Linked DNA regions of Mus musculus: region 1 is linked to region 2. A link is a loop called in an ENCODE intact Hi-C map of the cell type or tissue named here. Cell type or tissue: left cerebral cortex. All regions are shown on one strand. Links, peaks and the distances in the headings refer to the core of each region. The heading gives the core; the rest is flanking DNA.

Region 1 (9,601 bases), core at 659-8,658, 130 kb before region 2:
CAGGCTGGTGAGATGGCTCAGTGGGTAAGAGCACCGACTGCTCTTCTAAAGGTCCTGAGTTCAAATCCCAGCAACCACATGGTGGCTCACAACCACCTGTAATGAGATCTGATACCCTCTTCTGGTGTGTCTGAAGTCAGCTATAATGTACTTATGTATAATAATAAATAAATCTTTGGGCCTGAGTGAGCAGGGCCGACTGGAGACAGCAGAGGTCCTAAAAATTCAATTCCCAACAACCACATGAAGGCTCACAACCATCTGTATAGCTACAGGAAAAAAAAGATGTTAAATACGCATCGAGCACATTTTCAACAAAATGAAGAACAATGAGCAAGGGGAAAGCTGGAAAATTGTCTACTCCTAACTGCAGGTGCCAAACACCACTGCCCTGATGTGTGTACCTCTGCCCAGCTCCCCCAAGCTGATGTTGTTGTGTTGTTTCGGGCCATTGTCACACTTTTCTCCCCAGTTGGAGCTATTGAAGTAACACTTTTTCTGTTTCTCTCCAGCCCCTTCTAATTACATGCTTCTATTCCTAGTAACCTGGAAAACACGAACCAAGCAAGCCCGAGGCTATTGCTAGTCACATGTCCCGTTTGTTCACTTTGAATCAGGGAACACTAAAATCCTTTTCGGAGCAATGGACCTCACCCTTCCTCATCCTCCCAAGCCATAATGCTACCCAGAATTCCAGGCAGCTCCCAGAATCCCACATGGTTCTCAATGTTAGTATTCTTATTCAAAAGCTTATGCAATACAATTTCAGAAAACTACCACTATGTTACTTCCCTCAGATGGCTCCTTTTTTTCTAGACCACCAGGTTAAAGATGTTAGGTCTGGTGATAGTTTTTACGCTTGCTAACACCAGACAGGGCCAGGCATTTAATACTCCAAACTACTGTCTCTTCATCTACAGAAGGCGATACGAATAAAACAACACAAAGGTAAGCAGCCGCCATCCTCCCCAGAAGGTGCAAGAGTCTAGGGTCCACAGATAGTGGGCAGCCCTCAGGAGTCAGCAAATTGCTGATATAAGCAACCTGACCCCCAAAAGGAATTACAGTTCTCGTGAATTACTTAAGAACCTTGTGCCCCAGAGGATGGTTCCATATCCATGAGTACAATGGCGGCATAGCCGGCAAGCTTTTGATTTTTTTTTTTTTAAAGAAACATATGCAGTTGTGCTTGGGCGGGGAGGTGAAGGGATCTGTATACTCACTCCAAGGACCAATTTTGTTATCTGTAAGTTACACTCCGTAAAACTGACTTCAAGAAACAAGAAGAGGAAGAAAGGGGAAAGAACTGAGTGACCAAACCGTCAAGCACTCCTTAGAACCCACGCTAGAAGACCGAGATGTTTGCACTGAATATGCCATGGGAGACTGTCTTAGGGTTTTACTGCTCTGAACAGGCACCATGATGAAGGCAACTCTTATAAGAACAGCATTTAATTGGGGGCTGGCTTACAGGTTCAGAGGTTCAGTCCATTATCATCAAGGTGAGAGTATGGCAGCATCCAGGCAGGCATGGTGCTGGAGGAGCTGAGAATTCTACATTTTCATCTGAAGGCTGCTAGAAGACTGGCTTCTAGGCAGCTAGGGCGAGGGTTTTAAGCCCACACCCACAGTAACACACCTACTTCAACAAGGCCACAACTACTCCAACAGGGCTACACTTTCTAATAGCACCACTCCCTGGGCCGAGCATATACAAATCATCGCATGAACCTTATGATGAACTATGGCCATGGGCCTGGGGACCCAGAAGCCTGAATGCTAAAGCTTGTGACATGGCATGGGCCAAGCTTTGATCCATGGCTGCCTTTCAGTATTCATTTTTCTCTGTTCGTGGGAGTACAAGCACATAACTTGGGCTGTATTCCTGGCTGTGCTGAATGACGTCTGCTTTGTCCAGTCTCTCTGGAAACTTACTTGGGACACCATATGACTACACTGTGGACAAAGACTTGAGTGGAGGAGGAGCCTGAGAACCTTCCTGAGAGCTGACTGGCACCACAGGTCCTTGGCTTTTCTTTGCTCCTTCTCCCTATGTGAGGACTGAAGCATAGACAGGAAGACTGGAACTGGTAAGGCTGAAAAGAAATGATTTCAGTAAGGAAGCCCCTTGGAACAGAATTTTGTAGAATCCAGGGTCTTCTAGCTTTTTGAAGACACTTGGTAAGTTAGCCCAGGACTGAGGATCTCTGACTTTTTAAGCGTAGGTCAGGGCCAGAGAAGATGGCTCAGTTGGTAAAGTGTAAGTGCGTTCTCCAGCATCCATGTAAAGAAAGCTGACCAAGTAGCAATGACTTCTTTTCTTTCCTTCTTTTTTCATTCATTCTTTCTTTTAAAAATCTATCTGTCTATCTATCTATCTATCTATCTATCTATCTATCTATCTATCTATCTATCTATCTATCTATCTATCCATCCATCCATCCATCCATCCATCCATCCATCCATCCATCCATCCATCTATCTATCTATCTATCTATCTATCTATCTATCTATCTATCTATCTATCTATCTTATCTATTTATCTATTTTACATTCCAACCACAGTTTTACCTTCCTCCTCTCCTGGTAGTCCCTCCCTGCCCTCCTCTCTTCTGCCCTCCCCTCTTCTGTCCTCTCCCTCGTCTCCCCTCCCCCATCCACTCCTCTTCTTCTCCTTAGACAAGGGCAAGCCTCCCATGAGTATCCATCAGCTGTGGCATATCAAGTTGCAATAAGACTAGGCACCTCCTCTCCTATTAAGGCTGGATGGGGCTAGCAAGGGGAAAAGAGTCCCCAAAACAGGGAACAGAGTCAGAGACAGCCCCTTTCCTCCCACGGTTAGGAGTCCCACAAGAAGACCAAGCATGGTACAACTGTACCATGGCGGCACTGATTTGTAATCCCAGTGCTGGGAAAGAAGAGACAGGCAGATTTTTACTGGTCTCTGGCCAACCAGTCACACCAATCTGTGAGCTTCTGGTCCAGCTGGTGAGTATGAAAACCTCCCTGGAAGGATCCAGGGAGGATGGCAGCGGGAGAGGCATGAGTGCTAAAGGCTTTGATGATTTCCTACCTGTCTCCAAGAGCTCTGAGGAGACAGGAGCATATGTGGACAGACAGCTCCACGAACACCCACTGGTCCTGACTTTCCAGCTCACTCCCTAGAGAGGGAAGGCAGGAGTCTCTATTGCAATTACTCTGTTTTCTTTATCTTGATAATGGGTGGGGCCCTTTCCAGCCTGAAGTCCTCACCTGATGCTGGCTCCTGCTGAGTGCCCATCTGTATCCACTCTCCTTTCCAGTCAGGTAGAAAATCCTTTCTTCAAGCCTCTGGCTAAGTAGAGCACTCAACTTTGCTTTGATTGTTTATCTTTGAGAAAGTCTTAACTTTACTTTGTACATTGAAAATGTGTTCTTCCTCCTCCTCTGCCTACCCAATCAGCGTTGGGATTACAGGGGGTGCATATCACTAAAAGATGCAAGTAAATTACCAAGAAAATCACAAAAAAACCCCAGTAAATTTTGGGTTATTCATAGAGTTCTGCAAACATCACAAGTAAATTTAAGATCATCAGACACTGCATATTCTGATAAAGAATTATAATGGAACAAGTCATGCATGGGTGGTGGCTTTAATTAAAGGTGCGCTTTTAATCTCAGCACTGGGGATCCCGGCAGAGGTAGGTGGATCTCTGTGAGTTCAAGGCCATCCTGGTCTACAAAGAGAGTTCCAGGACAACCAGGGCTGTTACACAGAGAAACCCTGTCTCGAGAAACAAGCAAAGAAACAAACATTTGTGTGTGTGTGTGTGTGCGCGCGTGCATGTTTTGAGTATGTATTTGTGGGTGGATGGGTGCGACAGGACATGTGGAAGTCAGAGGACAATTTTATGGAATTGCTTCTTTCCCTTCCACCTTGATAGAACTCAGGTCTTCAGGCTTACATGGCAAGCACCTTTACCCACTGAGCCATTTCTCTGACCTTATTTATTTATTTATAACATTTTCAGCCATGCGAGGGGGGGGGGTGTCTCCCCTCCTCCATGCATTGTCTTTCTCTTTTAGCCTGGAGCTCAGCTACTGCAGGGATTGATGGCTTTGCCTAGATTGCACCCAACAGCCCTCCTAGTAGACGGACCAGGCAATACGTGGAGACACTGAAGCTTGCTCCACTCACTGATCATTGCAGTGGGTGAGGGACCTGTTAGTAGATACCTCTTCGAGTTGTCGTGGGCAGAGAATCATGCCTGGGAGTGACAAGGGTGTGAAGCTTATTACCACAGGGTGGGGCTGAGGTAACTTGGAGAATCATATCCAATCTAACAAGAAAACAGACGTCGTTCAAGAAAACAGACCAGGGAGGGACATCTGAAGAATATCTTCCTGGCAGTCAGGAGATTGGAGAATATGGAGTGTCACTGAGAAAGGGCGTGGGGTCGCCCGAGTGGAAACACCGCATGAACTTGCCGCAGCGCCGCTGGAGTTTCTCTGGTACCTCCCGCAGATACCGGCTGCGCTGGCACAATGGCGTTTCACAGTCTCAGACAAGCCCCACTGGTGGCAAGGCTTGCTATTTCGCAGAGGCCAGAAGCCTCCTGCAACTTCTAGGTGGCGACAGCTGCCACCTTGCCGAAGACTCCATCGTTTCCCTACCGACCTTAGACTGTGCCACCCGTCGCCACCGCCCCTCACCCCCTCCCACGCTTCTTCCGGAGCTCCGCCCGGCGCCGCCGTGGGTCCCAGGGGAGTCGCGGGCGCACCTGGAGCCTCAGGCGCCCGGGGGACTAGGGTGCGAGGTGGCCGCCTCCCCGGTCGTACAGCTGGTGGCACGCTCCCTTTAGGATCCCCTTAAGAGGCTCGGTCTAGCGCCCAGCGAATAACGTTATCCAATTGCTTCCCGTTTTATTCGCAGGCTGGGAGCTGCGAGAGCCTGAGCGTTTTCTTGCCAGTGCTCCAGGGGAGGAGGGAAGCGGGCGGGGACGGGGACGGCTTGGCTGCTCCACCTAGCGCGCGGCCAGAGTGCCCCGGCCCTGGCAGAGGCCAGCAGCGCCCGGAGCCCCGCAGCAGCGCGCCGGGCTGCCCGGAGCCCCGCGATGGAGTGAGTATCCCCGCGCCGTGCGTCGCTCGCTGCCTCTCTGGGCATGTTGCCATGGTGACCGATCCCCGCTCAACTCGGTCCAGCCTGGGTGTTTAATTTCAGTCCAGTGTGTTCGTCTCGATGTTTCTATAGCAGCCTCTGCGAAGCGGGTATCGGGCAGTCCTGAGCCGCGGGGATTTGTGCCACTGCCTTGGGGTACATGGTGGGTCAGGTTTCTAAGGAGCCAGATCTGTTCTGAGCTCCTCTGGGTTTTTGCCCCGACCTTGCCTTTCTTGGGGGAGTTGGCCTCAATAGCCATTACTTCCGATTCTGACCATGTCAGCATTATTGGACTGCAGTTAAGAGGTGTGTGTATGTGTAGGGGGTGTCACTGCGGATTCGAAGCAGATGTGGTGTAAGCAAGGATGATGAGTTGTGGGAGATATGAGCCAGAACTGGCTACTAGAAGCCACCAGCGGACCCACAATAATTGATTTGCTCTTGGGGCAATCGGAGAAATGAGACAGAAATGTCCTAGCGGCAGTCTGAGGTTCAATGTCAACGTTGGGCATCGCCCGCATTGCTTGCTTGAGAGGGTGGGGAAAAGATGGCATGGAGACAAGAGAGGCGGTAACCAGAAAGATACAATGAGGGCTCCCGGTGTGGACCCCGACTTAGGGTGCTCGGTTCTCTGTCTTTGCATCTCCCAGTTCCTGGTCATGCTCCTAAGCTGATACTGCAGTAAGGTTCGTGTGACAGGCGTTAGCCTGCCTCTCCAGGAAAGCCAGCAATTACATCTTTGCTCACATGGTCAGTTACTCCCTCTCTTCCCACGGATACTCACTGACTCCGAGGCCATATGAAATAATATTTCAGGTTGGAAATAATGTCATGTTTTAAGATACCAGGGTCTCCATGCCAGACCCCCAAACTCGAGATTCAGCTTTTATTTTCTGCATAGCCAGTTGTATGTATAGATGCAATCTAATCCTCAACCTGCAGGAAGGAGGAATGAGAGGTGGTGTGGGAAGTTAGGAGTGAGCTGGGCTTGTAGAAAATAGTGCTTGGCCGGCAACAGCATTTGTTGATTTCCTTCACCAGTGTTTTAATGGCCATAAGCCTCAGTTTCCCCAACTGCACAACAGGAAAGATATTCCTTATTAGTTAGTGTTACTGAGGGGACTGGATACTGTTTGCCTCTCCTTTGAAGGGCTTTGTAAATCATGAGGACAAATAGAGGAGTTAGAGGTTAAGAGCGGGCCTCCAGAGTCGCGTTGTCTGGGACTGAGTCCTTTGACACATTGCTGAATAATGGCAGTCTCTCAGGTTTCACTTTCCCACCTGGAAAACGAAATAATAAGAGCAGCTGTTTTGTGCAGGGTTTTTTTTGTTTGTTTAGTAAATATTAATCAATTTTTATACATATACATATATGCACACATGTGCTAATACATATATACACATCTTAGAACAGACCCAGGACAAAGCATGCTTAGTAAGTCTCACTTAGTGTCTGTAAGTAGTATCTATTGTTTATTATTATTGCTGTAGTCTCCAGATTTCTCTGTTGGCAGTTTTCAGGGTCTCAGGTTGGCAGAAAGCCAGTTTTTAAACAATTTCCATAATTTAAAATATTTATTTATTTATTGTGTGTGTGTGTGTTTGTGTGTTGTGTGTTCCATAACACATAGGCATGGAGGTCAGAGGGCAGCCTGTGAGAGTTGGTTCTCTCCCTCTGCTGTGTGGATCCTGGGTCATTAGGCTCGGCAGCACATGCCTTTACCTGCTATGTTAGCTCTGCAGACCACAGATAGTTTATAGAGAAACACAATGTCCTAAGGGCAGCTGCCTACTGCAGTTCCCATGACGACATTGTAGAAGTGAGTATTGGGGCAAGCTCCTGCTATTCAGTACAGAAACTGGGCAGCTTGGCCTCTGGAATGCTTCTTCCCCATTGGTCACATTCTTCACTATGGATACGGCTCTTTACCAGGGATTGAATGCTGGCCCAGTTGTCTCATAGTGTTGGGTCCATGGCAGCCTGTTTTTGTTGTGTGGGTGAGGAACAGTGTCTATGATAATGCGTCTATCCTAGACTAGCATCTGGTCTCTATAACTGTGGCTCAGACTCTGCAGGACTCCCCACTCTTTTCTCCTGGTCTTAGCTATGGTTGGTACCAGGTGTGCCTCCTTCATACCTTCCTCTCTCTATAGACCCTGGTCAGCCTGACCTTGGCTTTTTCACCCCACATGACATTTGGAAGTCCTTCTTACCTTCCCTCAAACCTAACTAATTTCCAGCTGTCTGTCTACCATACTCTCCTCACTTCCTGAACGTGAGTAGCGTTCCATTCCTTTCTTTCCTGCACGATACTACATTTTTCTGGGTCTAACAAATTTTCTCAAACATCAAGCCTGGCACTTGGGCGGTGCCAGTCTCATCCCTCAGCTCATCCCAGGCAGCCAGGCTGCTCTGATATGAGTCAGACAGTCCCAGTCCCCTTCACTTACTGTGACCAGCTTAGATTTGTGAAAAATCAATGTGAAGAAGGAACACATCTGGATTAGCTTCTTCATTTCATCAAGGGTATTTGTTGAGATTATCAATGGACGATAAAACAGTCATGATTCTCATGGCATAAAGTTCAAAGTCATGAAAGGGTGGATGCGAGACCAGTAAGCAGAGGGGCTATATGATGCAAGGTTTAACACATGCTGTGAGAAAAAAAAGGATGCAGAGGAACTGATGGGAAGAGCGTGGGGGTTGGATGGGCTAGCCAGGGAAGCTACCAAGCTGCCTTGAGAAATGGATATTTAACTCGAGAGCTAAAGGAGGAGTAGAGTTGGCTGAGTGAGGCGTGGAGGGAAGAGAGAGCCATGAAAGCAGCATGTGCTAAGGCCCTGAGGCAGGAGTTATCTGGCTATGTTGGAAGAACTGAAGGAAGGGTGGTGTGTCTGGAGCTTTAAAGAATGAGCAGAAGATGGTCCAGGGATAAGGCTGAAGAATCGTGTGAGTGTGTGTTTATGTAAGTGTGTGTGAGTGGTGTGAGCACGTGTTGACATCCGTGTGTATGAGTGTGTGTGAGTGTGGGTTATGTAAGGGTTTGTATGGTGTATGTGTGCACGTGTGTGCACACACGCATGCACTCAGTTGATGGTTTCTCTTCTACTGTGATAAAAATATTCTGTCCAAAATGACTTAGGTGATAAAGGATGTAGGTTGGGGTATAGTTTCGGCAGTGGATATCTTCTATCATGGCAACGAAGGCATGAAGGCAACCTGTCACATTGTATCTGCTGCCCAGCAGAGGAATGAGAATAGCAGGTTGGGCCAGGCTGCCCTGCTCAAAGCCTGCCCCACCTAGGCTCCTCCTAAAAGTTCCATAACCTTTCCATAACACAGCATCACCACCTGGTCATCACGTGTCCAAACACATGAGCCTGTAGGGGGCATTTCACACCCAACCCTTCAGGGAAAAAGTAAGCATTAGATGCTTCATGAGGTTTCAGATTTCATCCTGAGTGTTTCCCAGGGTTGCTGAAGACAACGATAAAACGTCAATTCTAGAAATGACATAAAACCCCTAAACCTTTTTTCTTCTTGAGGTATTTAAAACAGGTGACTTAGAAACAGTCACAACCAACCAACTACCTGGGAGCTATAAGTGTCTTCCCCAGCGAAGGGGACAATCAATTTATTTGATAGTCTTCAATAAGCTAAGGTTGTCAACTAAATTAAACTATATGGGAGCAGAAGGACCTACTCATTTATTCATGAGTGTTATTGGTTTTGGCCAAATAATAGCTTCTTAATTTAGATAAGAAAAAGCTCCATAGAACCTAAGCAAAGAGGGCACCCAATCACTGAGTTTAAATTTTTCCTGACTGTAATATTCTTCCCTGGGTATTTAGATTCCAGAAGCTCCACTACTGTAAGCCAGAGACAGAGATGGCGGGGTCTGTGCAGTGCCAGCACTTGGGTGCAGTGTGTTACGTGTCAGGGGTGGCAGTTCCCTGGTTGTGGTTCTCCGTGGCTTGAGTGTGAGCTGGATGTGGCTGGGAGAGCGCTCTGCAGTATTCATGCTTACTAATTTGATGCCGCTCTTGAAGCTTTGCCTCACACTTCTCTGGAGCAGTCTACAAAACAGCGTGGGATCAGAGAAGCATGAAGAAATATAACGTGGGAATTCTTCAAACTGTTGCCACCCCTGCCAACACCAAGGCTGTGGTGATGCCGATGGCAGCCTTGGGTCCTACTGACACTCCCCATTCACCCAGGTACAGGCCTGAGAGGCAAGCTTAAAGCACTCCGAGGAGATCATAAATCAACTCTGGAGAGGCATCGTGGAAGGAGAGAATGAGACACTCTTTTGTCTAGGCTGACTGAGAACTCACTGTCCAACATGCCTGGCCTTGAACCCACAATTCTCCTGTTCCCACCTCTTGAGTTCTGTAATCACAAATGGGCATCCCCAGATTTGACTTCAAGTTGGGTTTTGTGAGTGAACAAACCCAGACCCACCA
Region 2 (9,601 bases), core at 1,081-9,080:
TTTTCCAAACACTGTTAGACGCCAAAGTTCCTGGCTTTTGTTTTAGTACAGGTGTAATAACTCAGAGGCCCACAGCCAACCCAGGCAGGAGAGGAGGGAAAGGTTAACAGGCAGAGATGACTCTACATCTTCTTGCTAACTCTATAATTTCTTCACTGCAGCCTTCCCAAGGCTCAAACCATGAGCAGAGGCCCTCTCCAGGGCCTGCTGTCTGCTGTGGTATAGTGTGTGTGTGTGTGTGTGTGTGTGTGTGTGTGTGTGTGTGTTGTGCAATGAGAAACATCATGAAAAGACTCTTAAGGCAAAGCTGGTAGGACCAGCACTGTTGCTCATTTGAGTAGCAGATGGCAGAGACCAGCGCTTTCTATGAGATCCTGTCTTGGGTTTTCACTTTACAATGTTAAAATCCCAGCGCTAGAGTCAATATTAACTTCTCTTCTCTCTCTTCTCTTCTCTTCTCTTCTCTTCTCTTCTCTTCTCTTCTCTTCTCTTCTCTTCATCTTTCTCTTTCTTTCTCTCTCTCTCTTTCTTTTTGAATCAGTACATAATCTCACCTTTCTCCTCATTACTAGAAAAATGAAAAACAACATAGACCTCATGGACCCCATGGGACAGAAATTACTACTATTGTCCATTTACTGAGGATGGCAGTGGGAACAGAGAGGCAAGTTACCTGTTCTACAAATACGGTGCTGGTATTGAACCCAGAGGTTTTTGGCACCAATACTCTGAGCCACTCTTTTTTTTTTTAATTACAGTTATCTATCTATCTATCTATCTATCTATCTATCTATCTATCTATCTATCTTCATTCTCTCTCATCCTCTCTCTCTCAGTGATGGTAGTGGTGTGTATGTGTGTGTGTGCGTGTGTGTACAGTATTTATGCAGCTCACACACTTCTGGCCCTGCTGAGCAGTCTCTCTGGTCCTTCTGTAAGCATGCTGCTAACAAGCTTTCCAAGCTTTTATGAGGGCACTGGGACACGGCAGGCATAGGCTTGTAACACAGGCTTACCATCCATGTGTGCTAGCTAAGATTTTGTCAGCTTAACACAAGCTTGGGTCATCTAGGAAGAGATGCCTCAGTTAAGACAACACCTCCATTGCATTGGTCTGTAGGCAAGAGTGTGATGCACGTGATTAACTATTGGTGAGGAAGGGGTCAGAGCACTGGGGCAGAGACACCCCTAAGCAGGTGGTATAAGAAAGCAAACAGGGAAGCAAGCCAGGAAGAAACATTTCTCTCTGGCCTCAGCTGTGGTTCCTGCTGAGCCTTCCCTTCACGGTTGGAACTACATTGTGAGCTGAAGTAAGCCCTTTCCTCTCCAGGTTGCTTTCAGTCATTGTGGTTATCCTAGAACCTCTGAAACACCATGTTAAACACTATTGCCTTCCTTTTCTAAAGAAGGGAATGAGCCTGAGAGAAAGGATACTGTTTCCAGGGTTACACGGTCACATCTCAAAGTCACTTCTCTTTACGAATTCAGGCTGTTGCTTGAACTCCTAGAGTCCCTGTTCTTTCTCCTATGTCTCCTGTATCCTCCCCTGGGGACTTTGGGCTCTAATGCCCTGCAGTGCCTTTCTTCCTTTAGGCAAAAGTGTGGTTTTTCTGGAGCTTCTGGGCACTAATTCTATCAGAACACATTTGGCCCTTTCCACCCTAGTGCCGCACACTTCCTAGGAGTTCCTTTTGCTATAGATGACAGACGCTCCACAGGCTGACATTGTTTTGACCACTGGGACACACAGCTCCAACGATCTCTTTTGGAGCCTTTGTCAGATTCCCCTGTTCATTCTTGCTTCCCTTCTGGCAGCCAGGTAGAGCTTCACTCCCTACAGGGTTCCACCCCTCAGAAGGTCTGGATTTGGCTCAGCCGTCCAATGGCTTCCTGCCCCACATTCTTGCCGTTTTCTGCCATGATGATATCTTTGCTGCCTGCCCAATATCCAGAGCATAGTCACATCTCAAAGGCTGCCTAGTCATTGGTCCCTCAGCCTGAACACTGCCCCCACTTTGTGTTTGCATGACTTCATTCTCCTTCTAGCCAAGTCTTCCTCCCACACCTAAACTGGCACCCACTACACTCCCTCCCTTTCCTGTGCATAGTTTTCTTCAGAAAGTCTTTGAAGATAATAGTCACCATATTATTGTGATATCTCTCTGCTTTGGGCCACTGCCTCCTTTCCCTGGGTGTAAGTGCAAAAAATAATAATATCTCATATACATATAGGCCAGGGGCTGGAGAGATGGCTCAGTGGTTAAGAGCACTGACTGCTCTTCCAGAGGTCCTGAGTTCAATTCTCAGCAATCACATGGTGGCTCACAATCATCTGTAATGGAATCCAATACATGCTTCTGGTATGTCTGAAGACAGCTACAGTGTACTCATATACATGAAATAAGTAAATAAATCTAAATACATATTATAAACACATACATACATACATGCATACACCCAGAAAGAACGAATGAACAAACAGGCCCAATATGCATGCGAAGATGGGAAGAGGGATGGTGGAGAGGAGGGAGAGATGGGGGAAGAAGAGAGGACTGAGGGAAACAAAGGAAGAGGTTGACTCAGTTCACTCAGTTCACTGCTGTTTGAGATCTATTCCAGGGAAATGATGGAGTACTTCAAAAGGAAGGAAGCTACATGCTTCCAACATCTAGTCTCACAAAGGCATATCCTTCCGACAAGTGCAGCATCTGATATGATAACAAATGCCTCTTAGAAGCTGGGCAACCACAGCTTCTCTGTGCCTCAATCTCCTCTTTCAGAAAATGGGGATAAGTAAAAACAGCATTGTATTCCTAGAGATATTCTGAAGGTGACATTAGTTAACACTCGCTGAACACTTACAGTGGACTCAGGGACATAGTGCCATGTGCATATGAAATTGAAAAAAAAATTACTTCAATGCAAAAAAATTTTAACCGATCTTCAGTTCAAACTTTTACTTCATTTAAAAAAAATATTTACCAACTCAGATTTTAATTTGAGTCAATTTGTCCCTCTGTCTTATTATAACTCATAAAAACACCAGTTTGGCTCTCCTTAAAGTACAAGAGAGTATGCCCTTCTCGGTCCAGCTCCTCCCATGGTCGCATTCTTATCCAATAACTGGCTTTATAGGCCAGGGCTGCTGCTTGTTTTGTCAATAATGAGACTATCAAGTGTTGGGTTTTTCTTTGCTCAGGGGGTAAGTGTGAAATCTCTGCTGCTCTGAGGTTGGTGAGGGCTGGGGTTTTGAAACCAGATACCTATTGTCGCTTGCCTCATTGGGTCACCACCTTGGAAGGCTGCTGTCCCCTTATTAATGCTGCCTTTGTTTTGGCTTGAACCAAGCTAACAGCGCCTTTAATTCAGTGACAGACTGTTTTCCTTGGAAGCCCAAGGTTTTGAGAGCCCAATGGTTTTGAATCAAGCTTTGAATTTTGGCTGGAAGTTCTCAACTGGAGCTTTCCCCAACAGCATTTGGGGGAAGAAAGCTGGGCAGGCCTTTGGAAAGGGGATCTTGAGTGTTGGAAGCTCTTTGTAATGGTGCTTAATGAAGCAGAACCTAACACTGCTTGAGAGAGATATGGACAAACCATATGATTACTGTGTCAAGGCCGCCCTGGGTTTATTTAAATGAGCTCGATTTTTGTTTTATTTCTGTTTCCACTTAAAACAGAAAACAGTTCCAGGCTAATCTTAGGAGGTAAGAGAAAGAGAGAGAGAAGTTTTCCTTGCTTTGAGAAGCTGTGGAGAACTCAAGGCTGGAGGATCCAAGGCTGGGTGGACATTGGGTATTAGGAGGCTTTGGTTGGGAGGTGGAAGCCTTCCTAGGGAGAGAATTTGCTGCCCCCCCCCCCATCTTGTCTTTCTCTGCCAGAGGCTGTCACTGGGGGGGCAAGGATCCACTTAGAGCACAGACAATGCGTGGCTCTCCGTGTTCTGAATGATTGACCAAGGCGAGCATCCAGGTTCTTAGTGACACCATCACCATCCTTGTCCTCTAATATTCTAAGTTCTGGAGAAGAAATTTTTGTTTGTTACCTTCTTAAATGAGAAGTCTATGGGTCTTCTAGAAGGACTCAAAGGACTCCAAGAGTTCCTGAAACTCTAGAAATTATGCTTGAAGTGCTGCCTGCATCTGAAAAAGGAGCTCGTGATTCCCACCCTACCCATTCCTGCCTTAAAGCTTAGAGGCACTCTTTTAGATGGAGAGTTAAAAGAAAAATTTTTAATCAAAAGAGAGGAGAAAACACACAGAGAAAGGCAGGAGGGAGGGAGGGAAGGAGGGAGGGAGGGAGAGAGAGAGAGAGAGAGAGAGAGAGAGAGAGGGGCATGTGAGATGACTCAGTGGGTAGACACTTGACTCTCGATCATGCAAGGCTTACAGCCTAGATTTAGTTCTAGAACTCAGTGACATGAGAGGACAAGACTGTTTCTGCTGAGTTGTCCTCTGAGCTCCACATACATTTTGTGGCATGCAAACCCACACACACTTCTCTCTCTCTTTCTCTTTCTTTCTCTTCTCTTTCTCTTTCTCTTCTCTTCTCTTCTCTTCTCTTCTCTTCTCTTCTCTTCTCTTCTCTTCTCTTCTCTTCTCTTCTCTTCTCTTCTTCCTCTCTCTCTCTCTCTCTCTCTCTCTCTCTCTGTTTGACTAATCTATGGCTCCTCCTAGCTTAAGTAGCTTTCTTACTTACGAACAACCATCTCGGTGGCTTGTGGACAAGATCCTGACAAGATCTCCCTCAAAGCTGTGACTTTATGGTTTTTGGAGTTAAGAAGGAATGAGAAGTGGAGCCATGAGTTTGCCAGTGGCATATTATGTTAGGAATTAGGCAGGATAACCACTTCTTCCCCACGGGACAGACAGACATACCCTGAGTGGGCGGGATTTCGGGAACTCTGTGAAGTTAACAAGAGGAGACTTGGGAAGTTAGAAGAAGGAGGGGGAGGCTACATTCCAGGCATAGCTCATGGTATGAGAAAGCACCAAATTTGGAGTGCTACAAACAGATGAAGAAGGTGTCAAGTTCTCTGGGGAGGAGGAGAGGGTACAGCAGACCAAATATGGGGGGAAACTCTGGCAAGAGGCTTTGGTGGCTTAGTTGAGGTTAAAACAAAGGGGAGTCTTGGAGACCCTGCCCTCACTTATCTTAACAAAGAGTAGGATGTCTCACAAAATATGGAGGCAGAGTTCAGACAGAAAGCCGCTACCTGTTCTATGGGAAAGGCTGACGTCCCATCAGAGAGCACTCTGGTCACAGGGAAAGCTACCTGTTGCAGTAACTTGTCCTGCCCATTTGCAAAGATGTTATAGCAGAAGATGGCTTTGGGGAGAGTGAGGGGTAAGGAATTAAGAGAGCAAAGTGGGGAACAGGATGCAAAGAAGGGAAATCACAAAACAACCACAGGAGGCTCCCCAGCTCCAACATGGCTCAGCTATCTTCTACCCAGTAATGGCTGCACAACTTTCTATTCTACCCTCACAGCAGGATGCAGCATTGTCCTTCTGTGCACCCATCCTACCAAGCTGCTCCTCAAACAACTGCAGTGGTACTTCCGGGGGGGGGGGGAGAGAGAGAGAGAGAGAGAGAGAGAGAGAGAGAGAGATCAGCTCTTCATCAGCAACCTTGGGGGCAGATGCTGCTGTCCCAGTAGAGGCCTGGAGAGCTGCAGACTCTCCATTTCCTGAAGGGCTGGGTCAGACTTGGGAACTCACGGGAGTCTGGGAATTGCTTTCTCCAGACCTGGAGTCTGATTCCTTCTCATACCTCTTGTAGAAGGGATGAGCACAGATGCCTTCCGTTGTCAGGTTGGCTTGGGACCTGTGCTCAGGGTGTGGGGAAGGTTCCCTCAGAGTGCTGGCTCCCTGCCTTTTTTCCAGGGAGCTCCCTGGTGCTTCTGGCTCCCCAACAAGCAGCCGCCTTTGTGTCTACAACTTTTTCTCCCCACCTCCTCAAGTATGCCTTCCCTCTAGTGGGATAAATTTAGCCCTTGAATGAATGCAGAAAGAAGAACACGTGGGAGCAAGCGCATGCCAAATAGCATTCAAATATAGGCTTGGCACACACACAACGGGCCCAAAACAGTCAAGATTTTCTGTTTCTTTCCCTGCCTTTCTGTTTCTCCAATCGCATCCTCAAGCCACTATAGCCTTTTCTGCCTTCCCTTAAGCTAACTGAATGTGGAGACCAGGAGGTAGGGCTATTTGTCTTTAGTTACTTATGACTTAGGGGTCATCTAGGAGTCAAAGAAAGCCCCAGGTACCCATGATAATTTCCCTTTCCTGGTTCAGTTCTTCAGAGCTCAGAGATCTATCCCGAGCTCAAAGCACCGTTTTGTCTTATATAAAGGCATAGGTTTTTATCCTACCAGATCGAGCCTAGGCAATTGCATGTACATGCCCCCAGTAGTTGTCATATCCCCAAGTCACTAACTGTGCTGGTTAGCACTTTTCTCAATTTAACACAAGCTAGAGTCATTTGGGAAAAGGGAACTTCAACTGAAAATAAAACATGCCTCCATCAGATTGCCTGTAAGCAAGTCTATGGGGGGCACTTTTTGGGCTAATGATTGATAAGGGAGGGTCCAGTCAGATGGAGGCAGACCCACACCTGGGTAAAAGGCCCTGGGTAGTATAAGAAAGCAAGAAGAGCAAGCTATGGGAGCCCAGCCAGTAACCAGCATTTACCCACAATCTTTCCCTCCATTCCTGTCTCCAGTACTGCCCTGCTTGAGTTCCTGCCCCAACTTCCCTTCATGATGAGCCATGACCTGGAAGTTTGTGATGAAATAAACCCCTTTGTCCCCCAAGCTCCTTTGGGTCATGATATTTTATCACAGCATAGAAAGCTAACTAGGCCACTGACTTTGAAATCTTAATCTTTCATTCTAGTCCTTTATCCTACAGTGCTAGCAAGAAGCAGGTAGGGAACAGGCTAGCCCTATTCCCAGTCTACAAATGAAGAACCCATCCCTGATGTCTAGATCAGGGAAGTGGCTGGTATGTGGTCATACTCAGTGGCAGTTAGCATGAGGGTCTGCCTCATGTCTTTCTACTCCAGACTGCTCTAGGGAAAGATAACTTGTCCAGGAGGCTGTGGTTATGCATCAGTTAGGAGTGACTTTGGAGACTGTCTGATTGACTCCTCTGAATGAAATGGGCACCAAGAGGAGACAGGCTCTGGTGGTGGTGGGTGCAGAGCTTAGGCTATTCCCAGCTTCACTCTTGGTTTCCCAGCCATTGGATCAGACAGAACTGCAGTGGCAGGCCACCATCTCCCCACTGCCAAGCCTGCAGGAAATCTCTCCCCTGGTCAGCAGTGCTGACTTGTAGAATGCATGGGGCATTATGGAATCATGGATGATAATGAAAGTGTCAATGACCAAGCTACAAAAAGGGATTCCATGCTGACAGGGCACATCATGGGCATTGTGCTAGGACCAACTGGACTGGCTTCTAAGCTCTCTGTGAAGCCAGTGACCCAACTGTGTCTAGTGGCATCAGATCACCAGGCTAGGGCAGACCTGACCTTTCCAGAGATCTTTCTAGTTTGTAACTAATTCACCCTTAAACCTGGAATCAGCACTACGGATGAGCACTTTTACGGCATAGAGTTGGGCCCTTTTCCCAAATAGCTAGAAATGATTATTTTCTCCTAGGACTTAGTCTATCACCACTTAAGAACTCTTTTCCAGGGCTGGTGATGTAACTCAGTTAGAAGGATGCTCGCTTAATATGCTTAAACCCTGGGATCAGTCATCAGCACCATGTAAAAAGAGGGACAGTACCACACACTTGTATCCACATTCAGAAGGTGGAGGCAGGAAAAAAAATTAAAGTATCTTCTTATATAGATTTATTAAATTAACTGATCCCCAAAGATGATGATATGATAGGCATATATTAGTCATTAGAAGGAGAACCCCGTAAAGAAATTTCTGGAGCTGGAAAGATGGCTTATTGGTTAAGAGCACTTTCAACTTTTTCTGAGGACCTGCATTTGGTTCTCAACACTCATGTGATAACTCACTACCATTCAGTTTCAGAGATTCTGATGTCTTTTTCTAGTTTCTGAAGATACACACACTCCTGTGGCACATGGGCATGCATGCATACAAAATCTCATATACATAAAATGAAATAAAAAAGAATCTTTTAATTTAAAAATGCATTAAAATGATGTTTGGGATAAAACCAAGTCATTGAATCAATCTGATCTCTGGGCCTTTGACTATAGCAATAATTACGCTGAGTCCTTACGACCCACCACATCTGGAGCACCAGCAGTGGTCCATACAAGTCCTTGACATCTGTTATTCTCATCCTCACTGCATCCTTATGAGATGCCCAGGGTTCCAACTTGTCTTTACAACTCATGTCTATTATGTGTCATGCCCACCTCCTACTTCCAAATTCCACTTTCCAAAGCTTTTATTAACAAGACTATTCTGAGCCAACTTACAAATAGTTTAGTATTGTCTGCAAATACATTGGCGTTTAAAGTACATGTGAATGATTCTTAAACATCCAACACTAATTCCTGCTTACTGTCTTTATGCCACCCTGTTTGCTGCGCAGAGACCTTGGTCTCTAGTTGTACCTAAGTAGCTCCAGCCGACTTCCTCTCACACTCTGGCATTCTGTACTTTAACCTTACTCTGTCTTCTTGCTCTGCGGGGACTTCCTACGTGTTTCTATCATTTGAATTCACAGAGAAAAACCAGCACATACTTGAAGGCCCATCAACGTGCTGGTAACCATAGGCGCCAATGGGTACCAAGGGCGGTTTACCTCCTTTGGATGCTGTGTGGCCATTGTGTACTTTAAAAAGTAATATATGCTAATTATATGAAGAGGCGTGATGATGACATGTCTTTGTGTTTGTATAGTGCACTTTCATTGTGCACACACCCCGTTATCCTTTCTGCTCTCATATTCCCTTCCCCTTCCATATCTTCATCCTACATATTACATATGCTTTCAATGACCATATATATTCTTAAATGAGCTCATTCAGAAGAGAGTCAAGGCAAATGTTTCAGGAGATGCTGGTGTGCCCTTTGAATCACCTTCGTGTAAGGAATCCTTCAAGTTGCTAATAAATTTCAACACTCCTAGCTACTCCTCAAAGGACATTGACTTTTTCTGAAAGGATGGGCTTTGGAAAGTCATTTCTCTCTTGGCTTACCAAGCTCCTGTTTTCCCCACAGGGAAAATAGTCTGTGCTCATTTGCAGTCCCCAAAAGACTCCTGTCCTAAAATAGACTCCTGAAACTTCTATCAGCAGCAAAACATTTATTTTGCATATCTAACATTCTGTATTCAGTCTGTGTGATGCTTTACCGTGCCACATCTATCAAAGAAACCATCCTACCACCTGGATCGTGCTGTGCAGCACAAGTTAATATCCCCACAAGAGCTACTGATTTGTGACACAGATTATGCACCACTATAATGTATAATACCAAATATTAAATTTTTGGAAGAAAAATAGTAGCTAATATAGCTATGGCACTGGACTGTCAAACCTCTGTAATGTCACACCATCACTTAATACCTAGTATTGACTAGCTACGCCGTGAATGTATATTGGGATGCAGC

What was found. Peaks named below come from ENCODE experiments on the same cell type or tissue, not always from the same donor. Only the 100,000 strongest peaks of a DNase experiment are listed, where the experiment ranks them.
Region 1: a loop joins it to region 2, with 7 times the contacts of the local background. A loop is called at or near these places in 2 of 42 quality-filtered maps.

Annotation. Positions count from the first base shown.
Region 1 is chr4:57,429,459-57,439,059 of GRCm38, forward strand. It overlaps a transcript of Pakap not described here. Among named protein-coding and RNA genes, the nearest start is that of 1700042G15Rik, 70 kb to the left of the region's middle. In left cerebral cortex, for the core only: no CTCF peak of the experiment used is centred there; DNase peaks (open chromatin) are centred at 4,597, 4,950, 5,130, 5,674 and 1 more place; H3K4me3 peaks cover 2,130 bases; H3K27ac peaks cover 1,898 bases.
Region 2 is chr4:57,555,281-57,564,881 of GRCm38, forward strand. It overlaps a transcript of Pakap not described here. Among named protein-coding and RNA genes, the nearest start is that of Pakap, 7.7 kb to the right of the region's middle. In left cerebral cortex, for the core only: no CTCF peak of the experiment used is centred there; DNase peaks (open chromatin) are centred at 2,025, 3,376 and 6,008; H3K27ac peaks cover 239 bases.